2 separate regions of the Homo sapiens genome follow, and region 1 is linked to region 2. Evidence: read pairs that join two places in POLR2A ChIA-PET (ENCODE). Cell type or tissue: Panc1. All regions are shown on one strand. Links, peaks and the distances in the headings refer to the core of each region. The heading gives the core; the rest is flanking DNA. Region 1 holds the start of LOC124900162 (a long non-coding RNA gene). Region 2 overlaps ZNF721 (zinc finger protein 721).

Region 1 (5,384 bases), core at 63-5,062, 140 kb before region 2:
TGGATAAAGAAAATGTGGTACATTTATACTATGGAATATTATGCAGCCATCAAAAGGAATGAGATCATGTCCTTTTGCAGGGACCTGGATGGAGTTGGAAGCCATTATCCTCAGCAAACTAATGTAGGAACAGAAAACCAAATACCACGTATTCTCACTTACAAGTGGGAGCTGAATGATGAAAATGCATGGACACGGGGTGGGGGGCAACAATACACACTGGGGCCTGTTGGAGGGTGGTGGCAGGTAGGGCGAGGGAGAGCATCAGGAGGAATAGCTAATGGATGCCGGGCTTCTTACCTAGGGGATGGGATGGTTTGTGTAGCAAGCCACCATGGCACACATTTACCCATGAAACAAACCTGCACATCCTGCACAGGTACCCTTGAACTTAAAAGCTAAAGAAAAAAAAATAACCTTCAAATGTTGAAAGAATGAAAGAAAGAAAGAGGAAAGGAAGGAAGGAAGGAAGGAAGGAAGGAAGGAAGAAAGAAGGAAGGAAGGAAAGAAAAAGAAAGAAAGGAAGGAAGAAAGAAAGAAGGAAAGAAAGAAAGAAACTAGATGAGGTCACCAAGGGAGTGAGTGTAGACAGAAGGGACAGAATCAAGGGCTGAGGCTTAGGGACACATGTGCGAAGGGGACGCCACCCAGCCCCCATGCAACAGCATCCCCTGCCATGTGCTCCTGTATGTTTCAGCAGCTGGACTTAACAGTCTGCAACTGTGTATTTTTGTGAAGATGTGATTCATCTCCATCTCTCCCGCCACGCTCCTCCAGTGAGCAGGAGCCCTGTCATTTTGCAAACTGCTGTACCCCAAGGCCTAGAGCAACCCCTGGCTGCCTGACAGTAACAAGTCAATAAGCAAGTGCATGAGTGAAGGGCACCAGGATTCTTTTCTTTTTTCTTTTTTTTTATTGATCATTCTTGGGTGTTTCTCGCAGAGGGGGATTTGGCAGGGTCATAGGACAATAGTGGGGGGAAGGTCAGCAGATAAACAAGTGAACAAAGGTCTCTGGCTTCCCTAGGCAGAGGACCCTGCGGCCTTCTGCAGTGTTTGTGTCCCTGGGTACTTGAGATTAGGGAGTGGTGATGACTCTTAACGAGCATGCTGCCTTCAAGCATCTGTTTAACAAAGCACATCTTGCACTGCCCTTAATCCATTTAACCCTGAGTGGACACAGCACTTGTTTCAGAGAGCACAGGGTTGGGGGCAAGGTCACAGATCAACAGGATCCCAAGGCAGAAGAATTTTTCTTAGTACAGAACAAAATGAAAAGTCTCCCATGTCTACCTCTTTCTACACAGACACGGCAACCATCCGATTTCTCAATCTTTTCCCCACCTTTCCCCCTTTTCTATTCCACAAAACCGCCACTGTCATCATGGCCCGTTCTCAATGAGCCGCTGGGCACACTTCCCAGACAGGGTGGTGGCCGGGTAGAGGGGCTCCTCACTTCCCAGCAGGGGCGGCCGGGCAGAGGCACCCCTCACCTCCCGGACGGGGCGGCTGGCTGGGCGGGGGGCTGACCCCCCCACCTCCAGGATTCTTTTCTCTGTCTGTTTTTACCATCGTCACACTTAAAAAACATAAGTTATTCTGTTTTCTTGGTGGGTTAGGGATAAAAATTTGAAAAATAATTTTATGTTATTAAAATACATGCTACTATTTGAGAGTTTAACATAAAAATTTCCATCAGTAATTTCTTCATATAATTTTAGAAATAACAGGGCGGGCATGGTGGCTCACGCCTGTAATCCCAGCACTTTGGGAGGCAGAGGCGGGCGGATCACGAGGTCAGAGGATCAAGACCATCCTGGCTAACACAGTGAAACCCCGTCTCTACTAAAAATACAAAAAATTAGCCGGGCATGGTGGCAGGCGCCTGTAGTCCCAGCGACTCGGGAGGCTGAGGTAGGAGAATTGCTTGAACCCCGGGCCAGAGGTTGCAGTGAGCCAAGATCGCGCCACTGCACTCCAGCCTGGGCGACAAACTGAGACTCCGTCTCAAAAAAAAAAAAAACAAAAAACATATATTTTAAGCTAAAATTCTTATCTGTTTTTTGTTTTGTACCTATCACTCCAGTGTGACTTGCTATTTCTTACAAAATCCACTCTCAGTTTTTTGTTTGGTTTTGAGACGGAGCCCCACTCTGTCACCCAGGCTGGAGTGCAGTGGCACGATCTTGGCTCACTGCAACCTCTGGCCCCGGGGTTCAAGCAATTCTCCTGCCTCAGCCTCCCAAGTAGCTGGGATTACAGGTGCACACCACCACACCTGACTAATTTTTGTAGTTTTAGTAGAGACGGGGTTTCGCCATGTTGGCCAGGCTGCTCTCAAACTCCTGACCTCCAGTGATCTGCCCACCTCAGTCTCCCAAAGTGCCGGGATTACAGCCGTGAGCCACTGCACCTGGGCCACTCTCCATTTTTATAATTGTATCACCAATAATGGTGTCACAAAAACAGGCTTTGTATAAATGCCTGATTATCATCTGACCCAGCTGAGAGCTTCCTCACATTATTAATGAACAGTGCAGTTCTGAGTTGAACGTGGTTCATACTTTCATTTATGTTAATAAGTAAAAGGTAATTGAAATCACAAAGACATTGGAACGTCACTTCATCAATGACATGAGTGCCTCTCCTGAGTCACTTTCTAATACTGGAAGAACATTTCCCTGATTTTTGGTAGTATTCACAATGTAATGGTTACAGCCACAACACACGTTTAAATTTAATCTACATTACTCATATTTTCCCATAACTTCATTAAATCTAGACAGTCAATAAAGCAACAACCCAGCCGCATTTGTAGCATTTGCCAATTTCTGTGGTGTAAATGCCCCCCTCATGGCCAACTTGGAGCCACACACAAAAAGTCACTGAGCATGGTGCTAGGAAGAGACCGTGGTAGCCCATTACAGCTTTTACCCCTACAGATACAGCTGATGTCAGTGATCTCAGGAATGCAGGCGATGTAAAATGTAGTAAAATAATTAGAAAGTAATGGCTTCGAGTATTTATTACCTATGTTTTAAGTAAGCTTTATTTCATTGTAAGTGCGTATCATTTACTTTTCAGCAATGTCTGTATCTAACAGCAAAGCTCCTGGCAGTGCAGCTTTCCACTCCGGGAGCCAATGCACGTCGACTCCAGCACACACTGGCTCCTGGGCTCCTCTGGTGGGCCTGACCTCATCAGGTGAGCCCTGAGAGGAGCGAGCAGAAGCAGGAGTGGAAGGATGCAGACTGGCCCATGTGGGCCACCTGGGAAGGGTGGTGACTTCTGGAAGGGGTGAGGGCCTCGGCCCTACAACTGATCGTTGACAAATCAACAACCAGAACAACCCTGGAAGAGACCCTTGTGCCTCAGATGAGATCACAGCTCTGGGCGACGCCTTAATTTTGGCCTGGAGGTGCAAGGGGCAGAGGACCCAACTGACCCCATAGAAAGTGGAGAGAGGGCCGGGCATGGTGGCTCATGCCTGGAATCCCAGCACTCTGGGAGGCCGAGACAGGTGGATCACCTGAGGTCAGGAGTTTGACACCAGCCTAGCCAACATGGTGAAACCCTGTCTCCACCAGAAATACAAAAATTAGCTGGGCATGGTGGTGGGTGCCTGTAATCCCAGCTACTCGGGAGGCTGAGGCAGGAGAATCACTTGAACCTGGGAGGTGGAGGTTGCAGTGAGCCGAGATGGTGCCACTGCACTCCAGCCTGGTGACAGAGTGAGACGCCGTCTCAAACAAAAACAAAAAAAAAAGAAAAAAGAAAAAGAAGAAAGTGGAGAAAATGCCTTTGTGTTGTTTTAAGTTACTAAAATGGTGATAATTTGTTACGCAGAAATAGAAAAACTAGCGAGTAATCCGACTCCCTTAAACTTGAACTTACAAAAGAAAAATCCATTTTAAAAATATCCCCACAACTTTCTAAGGTGGTGTCTGATGACCTGGAGATGCTGGAGGGAGCTGCTCAAGCTTGAAGACAGGAGCTGGGAGGACAGAGCTGAGCTGCCCTGCATTACGGAGGGGACGGGAGGAGACCTGAGGGAAATCCAGAAAGGAGGAGCTGGGAAGACTGAACAGTGGGGTTGAGAGGTGGGAGGCCCGTCTTCCTGAGGCTGGAAGGGAGGCGTGGCAGGAGGAAAGATAATGGAAATTTCTCCGGAGGTGCTGTGGACCTAGAAACCACCGTACCCCTGCAATCCTAAGCAAGTTCTGCTCACAAACACTCCTGAGAAAGTCGAGTTGTGTTCTTTCTCTGCTTTTTTGAGCTGGGGAGTGTGATGGTTAATATTGAGTGTCAACTTGATTGGATTGAAGGATGCAAAATATTGATCCTGGGTGTGTCTGTGAGGACGTTGCCAACGGAGATTAACATTTGAGTCAGTGGGCTGGGAAAGGCAGACTCACCCTCAATCCTGGTGGGCACCGTCTAATCAGCTGCCAGCACGGCCAGAATAAAAGCAGGCAGGGGAACGTGGAAGGACTGGACCGGCTGAGTCTTACGGCCTCAGCCTCCATCTTTCTCCCGTGCTGGATGCTTCCTGCCCTCAAACATCAGACTCCAAGCTCTTCAGCTCTGGGACTCTTGGACTTAACACCAGTGGTTTGCCCGGGGCTCCTGGGCCTTTGGCCACAGACACGGCTGTGTTGTCAGCTTCCCTACATTTGAGGTTTGGGGACTTGGACTGGCTTCCTGGCTCCTCAGCTTGCATTCGGCCTACTGTGGGACTTCACCTGTGATCGTGTGAGTCAAGTCTCCTAATAAACTCCCCTTCATATACATTTATCCTATGAGCTCTGTCCCTCTAGAGAACCCTGACTAATACAGGGAGAAAAGCTCAAAGATGTGAGCGAAAGGACAGCTGGTACATAGGTTACTGAGAAAGTGTAAGGTCTTTATCAGTGGAAACTTTTACCCACTTCTTACCAAATAAATGTTGAACAAATATCTAAAGAACATTAACTGAATGAGGCATAAATTCTAGATCTCACCATGCTCGGTCGGTCCTGTGTGTCCCCAGCCTGACATCGACAGTGTAGGCACGCAACAAAAGATGGCCGCACGCATGGTGGGACGACGGAGGAAGGAGTCACCCGCTGACCAACAGGAAAAAGCACAGATGCCTTTCCTGAAAAGATGGCCGCACGCATGGAGGGACGACGGAGGAAGGAGTCACCCGCTGACCGACAGGAAAAAGCCCAGATGCCTTTGCTGAAAAGATGGCCGCAGCATGGAGGGACAACGGAGGAAGGAGTCACCCGCTGACCGACGGGAAAAAGCCCAGATGCCTTTGCTGAAAAGATGGCCGCACGCGTGGAGGGACAACGGAGGAAGGACTCACCCGCTGACCGACGGGAAAAAGCCCAGATGCCTTTG
Region 2 (5,384 bases), core at 215-5,214:
CTGTTGATCTGCCAGCTGATTAAATAGTCTGTCAAGAGAAAACAGAGATGCATGAGCATCAACATGGAGAACAGTGATAATGGTGGTGTGTGCCAGGATTCAGGTATCTTCCCAGTATTTTTTTCCCCAAACCTCTTTATTCCCAATTAACCATTTGTTTCATTGCCATTGGGGCAACCAGGTAGTAAGACCATCTGCTACTGACCAAGAGTTGGTATACAACTGACAAATCCCTCTGGCCTCCTCCTAAATAGCTCAGAGGACCATTACTGGTTCAACCAGCTAGCTGCTTCCACCTTTTCCTTCATCAGAAATGCTTATGTTTTCTAACAGGACTGTAAGCCACGGCCTTCTAGCGTCGAGTGCCACCAGTGTATTTGGTGGTCCATTAGTAAACCAGGCATGTTTCTGGTCCTCTGGGCTTAGTTTTTTAAAGGATTTGTCCCATTGGATGGGGGAGGTTTCCTTCCCTAACTGAAGGGCTTGCTCAGTGGTTTTCTGAGCTGGCAAGTTTTGTACATCCTTATGCAAAAGCAGTATCCCCTTTGGTCCTGGCTTAGCCCTATCTTGTGTATACCATTTCCATTTTATAATGCTGCTTTCTTGAGTGTGCCCTATCTGGTGAGTATTGGGGAAACTCATGACCCAAGTCATAATAGGAATTTCAGGCCTCATAAAGACCTCATGGTTGAAGCAGAGGTCCTCTGTTTCCAGCAAAACCCAATAAAAAGCTAACAATTGCTTCTTGGAAGGGGTATAAGCTTTGCCAGCCTATGGCAGTTTCTGGGTCCAAAACCCCAAAGGTACCCTCTTCCCACCTTGTTTCTGCCTAAGACTCCAATTAGCATGTTGATCTAGGACAGCTACTTGCAGTTCTACTGGCCTGTTTCGTATGGGCCATAGATCTGGGGTCAGTTGCACCGCTTGTTCAGCTTGTTGAAAAGCCACGCTCTCTTTCTGTCCCCAGTGAAAGTCATAGCGTTTTCTAGTGACTGCACGCAGAGGTTGTAAAATGTTACCCATGTGGGGCATATGATGTCTCCACAATCCAAACAAGCCAATAAATTTCTGGGCCTCCTTTTTAGTGGTAGGGGTTGCAAATTCTAGTATTTTAGCCTTAGCCTTTTGTAAAATGGACTATTACCGTGTATTTCAGAGGATGCCAAGGAATTTTACAGTTTTTGCAGGTTCTTGAATTTTCCTAGGGTTAATTTCCCATCCTTGAGATAGGAGCTGGGTTTTTACCTGCTGCAAGCCCCAGCCGACTAGTTCTTCAGTTTTACCCTGACCGGCTATTTGGACAGCTGCTTTTTTCAGCAATAGGCTGATAGCTTTCAGCCTGGTCAGTCAAGACACAGGCCTGGCCAGGGCCAGTCAGGATGTCAGATTAGCACTTTTTTTCCAGCTTACATTTCTCGTGTAGCAACCAGTCCCTATCTTGACACATTAACTTACAAGCAGTAAGCAAGCACCATCTATACCGGGAAATTACCTCAGCATTCCCTTTACCAACTGGGATTCCCTGCAGCACCTCACAGACAGCCAATGGTTCAAAATGCACTAATTTAGATTCCCAATTTTCAAAAAGGCCAGTTCCCTTGGACCACTCAATGGCCAAGGGAGAGAACTAGGGGAGTTCCCATCCCAGGATATGGGAAGCCCCCAACCTCCCAGCCCAGTCCTCGTGGCTGAAAAATGGCACGTTTTCGCTTTTGGATCCTGTTCCTGACACCCAAAATGTTCTGTGCAGGAAATGCGTTAGGGGAGAAGAAGACACACACACAATACCTTTAAGGATAAACAACCTTTATTTCACGTAAATAGCAATGCAGAATAAGAATAAAATAAGCAAATGTAATAACCAAATTGCAGTGGGAAGTGGAGAAGGGAGAAAGGGTATATATATTTACATTCACCAGACTATGGAGAATTCACCACCAGACTGGGAAGCAACAGCCTGGGCTCCAGAGTCAGCCACCATCTGTGCACAGACGAGGAGGGGTCTCATGAAGCTTCGTCATGCTATGAGACCCTAGCTATTTTTGTAATGAGTTGTTTGGCACGAGGTCCCATCACTAGGGCATTTCGTGAACTGGGCTCAAGGAACACAAAATGGTCAACTTGTTTTTGTGATTGTCTATTCTTTTTCAATAACTAACGTATAGGAATAGATTGAAATAGAGATTTCTTCAAAACAGTGCTGGCTGAAGACGTCAAGGGGCTCACACAACCTGTTTGGGAACTTGGTGACCATTGTTTGTGTCCATGTTCAATTGAGTTCAAATGTAATATTTAACTTTTTCTCCACAGAGACGTGTCAGAATATCTTTGTTTTAAAATAAAATATTGTATGTATATGTCACATTTTAAAAATCTGATATTTATCTCTAAAGGGACATTTGTGTTTCCAGGAATTGTCTTTTGTAAATAATAATGAACATGCTTGTGTAAACATGTATTTAAAGCCCTGCCTTGAATATTTTTGGGATATATATATATATATATATATATATATATATATATATATTTTTTTTTTTTTTTTTTTTGGAGACAGAGTCTTGCTCTGTCGCCCAGGCTGGAGTTCAGTGGTGCAATCTCGGCTCACTGCAAGCTCCGCCTCCTGGGTTCACGCCATTCTCCTTCCTCAGCCTCCCTAGTAGTTGGGACTACAGGCACCTGCCACCATGCCCATCTAATTTTTTGTATGTTTAGTAGAGATGGGGTTTCACCATGTTAGCCAGGACGGTCTCGATCTCCTGACGTCGTGATGTGCCTGCCTCGGCCTCCCAAAGTGCTGGGATTACAGGCATGAGCCAACCGCGCCCGGCTTTTTTGGGATATTTTAAATAGATGTGTAAGCATGTAATTAAAGCCCTGCCTTGAATATTTTTGAGATATTTTTTATACAGTGATGTGGTACCATGTGTATGTCCATATTTTTTTTCCTGAGCCTTTGATGTTATATTCAAAAACTGATTGCCGAGACTAGTTGCATAAAGCCTTCATCATAAATGTTTATATTAGATTTCACATATGTGTAAGATCATGTGGTATTTGTCTCAGTGTATCTGTTTTATTTCACTTAACATAATGGCCTCCACGTTCATTTGTGTTGTGGCAAATATCAAAATTGTATTCTGTATTGTAGATGCATACTATTTTATTGTGTATATATACTACATTTTCTTTATTCATCCAAGTTCTGGACACTTGGATTGATTCCATATCTTGGCCATTGTAAACAGTGCTGTAATAAACATGGGAGTGTAGATTTCTCTTTGACATACTGATTTTGTTTAGCTACAATGAAAATAGAACTTACATATGTTCCAGCAATCCCATTTAATTAAAAAATTAAAAATAGAACATGTGATCCAGCAATTTCAATTATTTTTTCTGTGTGTGTGTGGTCGTCCACAGTTTATTTGTGTAGGCAAGGAGTCAAAGAAACAGTGTTAAAATACCATTTGTTGATGGTTTAAACATATGTTATCCTGTGATACTTATTTTTTTCTATAATGGCTCTACTAACTTACAATTTTACCGACTGTATGTGTTTCCTTTTCTATTCATTCTCACTAACATATTTTTGTCTTTCTAATTACAGTCATTCTAATTGGAGTGAAGTGGTATCTTGTGGTTTTGATTTGCATTTCTCTGACAATTAGTGATGTTGAGCATCTTTGCATGTACTTTTTGGCTATTTGTATTTCTTTTGAAAAAGGTCTCTTAAAGTCTCTTGCCTATATTCAAATTGTGGTATTTTTGTTAAGTTTGTTATATATTCTGTAAATTTATCTTTTGTCATATGTATATTTTGCAAATATTTTCCTTCATTCTGTAGATTATCTCTTCACTCTGCTGTCTTTGCTATGCAAAGCATTTTTACTTTGTTGTAATCCCATTTGCATATTTTTGCTTCTTCTGCCTGTGCTTTTGAGGTCTTAAGATTCTTTGCTCTGTACTGTGTGGTAAAGCATTCCTGTATGTTTACTTCAAATAGCTTTATTTGGGTTTCCCATTTAAATCTTTATTTGTGATTGACTTTTTTATATCATAAGAGGTAGGAGCCTAGTTTTATTTTTTTTATTATCTTGTAGATAATTTTCCTAGCACCATTTATTGAAAATATTGTCTTTTTCCAATAACAAAAATGTTATTGGAAAATCTATACTTTTGTGTGTGTGGAAGAAACACTTTCGTGATTTGAAGATAATTTCCAAAACTGTCATACCTCTATCTCTTTTAGATATTATTTTTGTTTTCAAAAATGCTGAAACTTTACAATCATATATTTTTAAATATTCAGCTTAGTCATATTAACGTTGTTATGCACTCTATCTTTAGAATATGTTTATCTTGCAAAGCTAACACTCAGTACACATTAAACAACTACCTACTTTTTCTATTTTCTGGCCCTTTACAAAAACAATTCTGCTTTTTATTTTAAAGTCAGACCACTTTAGATATCTGATGTAAGTTGATTCATACAGTTTCTGTCTCTTCATGACTTATTTTGTGTTAATGTCATCAAGGTTTATCTTTACTGTACTTAATTTTTGCTTTTTACAAACTGAGTAATATTTCATTTTAATATTTCAAATTTATCAATTTGGTGAGAGAAATCTGTGTTGCATTTATTTGCTTTCAGTAACAATGCTGCAGTAATTATGAGTGTCTAAAACTCTTCATGTGACCGTGTGTGAGTTTGTATTTTTGGCAGATTTTATTAATCTAGCTGTTCAGCTTTATATCTATCCCAAATTATTTTAATTCTTTAGCTTTGTATGTGTTTTGAAATCAGGAGCTGTGAAGCCTCTGAGATTGCTTCTCTTTTTGAAGATTGTTGGGTACTTCACTGTTTCTTAATTTGATATAATATGGGGTTTGCTGTTTCTATTACTACAATAATTTAATTACAAATTTGACAGGGATTGCATTTAATCTGTAGATTACATTGAGCAGTCTAGATATCTTTATTATTTCAATCTTTAGTTTGTATTGTTTAATTTCTATAAGTATGTAATTTTTTTTTTTTTTTGGGGGGGGATACGGATTCCTGCTCTGTCACCCAGGCTGGAGTGCAGTGGTGGGATCTCAGCTTACTGCAAGCTCCGCCTCCCAGATTCACGCCATTCTCCTCCCTCAGCCTGTCCAGTAGCTGGGACTACAGTCACCCACCACCATGCCTGGCTAATTTTTTGTATTTTTAGTAGAGACGGGGTTTATAGTTTTCTTTCTTTTATTCTACATTCATACCAGTTTGGTCATTAAAAGAAATCTGTAAAATTTGAATTTTAAAAACTTCTGTTAAGACTTTTTTTGTGCCCTAATATGTAGTTTATCAAGGAGAATATTGTATGAGCTATTCAGGAAGGTGTGTA

The links. Peaks named below come from ENCODE experiments on the same cell type or tissue, not always from the same donor. Only the 100,000 strongest peaks of a DNase experiment are listed, where the experiment ranks them.
Region 1: POLR2A ChIA-PET joins it to region 2 with 16 read pairs; 2 of 35 experiments call an interaction of 5 or more read pairs at or near these places.

The regions. Positions count from the first base shown.
Region 1 is chr4:588,468-593,851 of GRCh38, reverse strand. It overlaps LOC124900162 (a long non-coding RNA gene), which reads right to left and starts at 5,068. Exons shown (of 2, transcript XR_007057986.1): 1 at 5,000-5,068. RefSeq lists an enhancer at 4,545-5,384. In Panc1, for the core only: no CTCF peak of the experiment used is centred there; no DNase peak of the experiment used is centred there.
Region 2 is chr4:448,100-453,483 of GRCh38, reverse strand. All of the region lies in intron 2 of ZNF721 (zinc finger protein 721), which reads left to right. It also overlaps the pseudogene ABCA11P. Among named protein-coding and RNA genes, the nearest start is that of ZNF721, 48 kb to the left of the region's middle. In Panc1, for the core only: no CTCF peak of the experiment used is centred there; no DNase peak of the experiment used is centred there.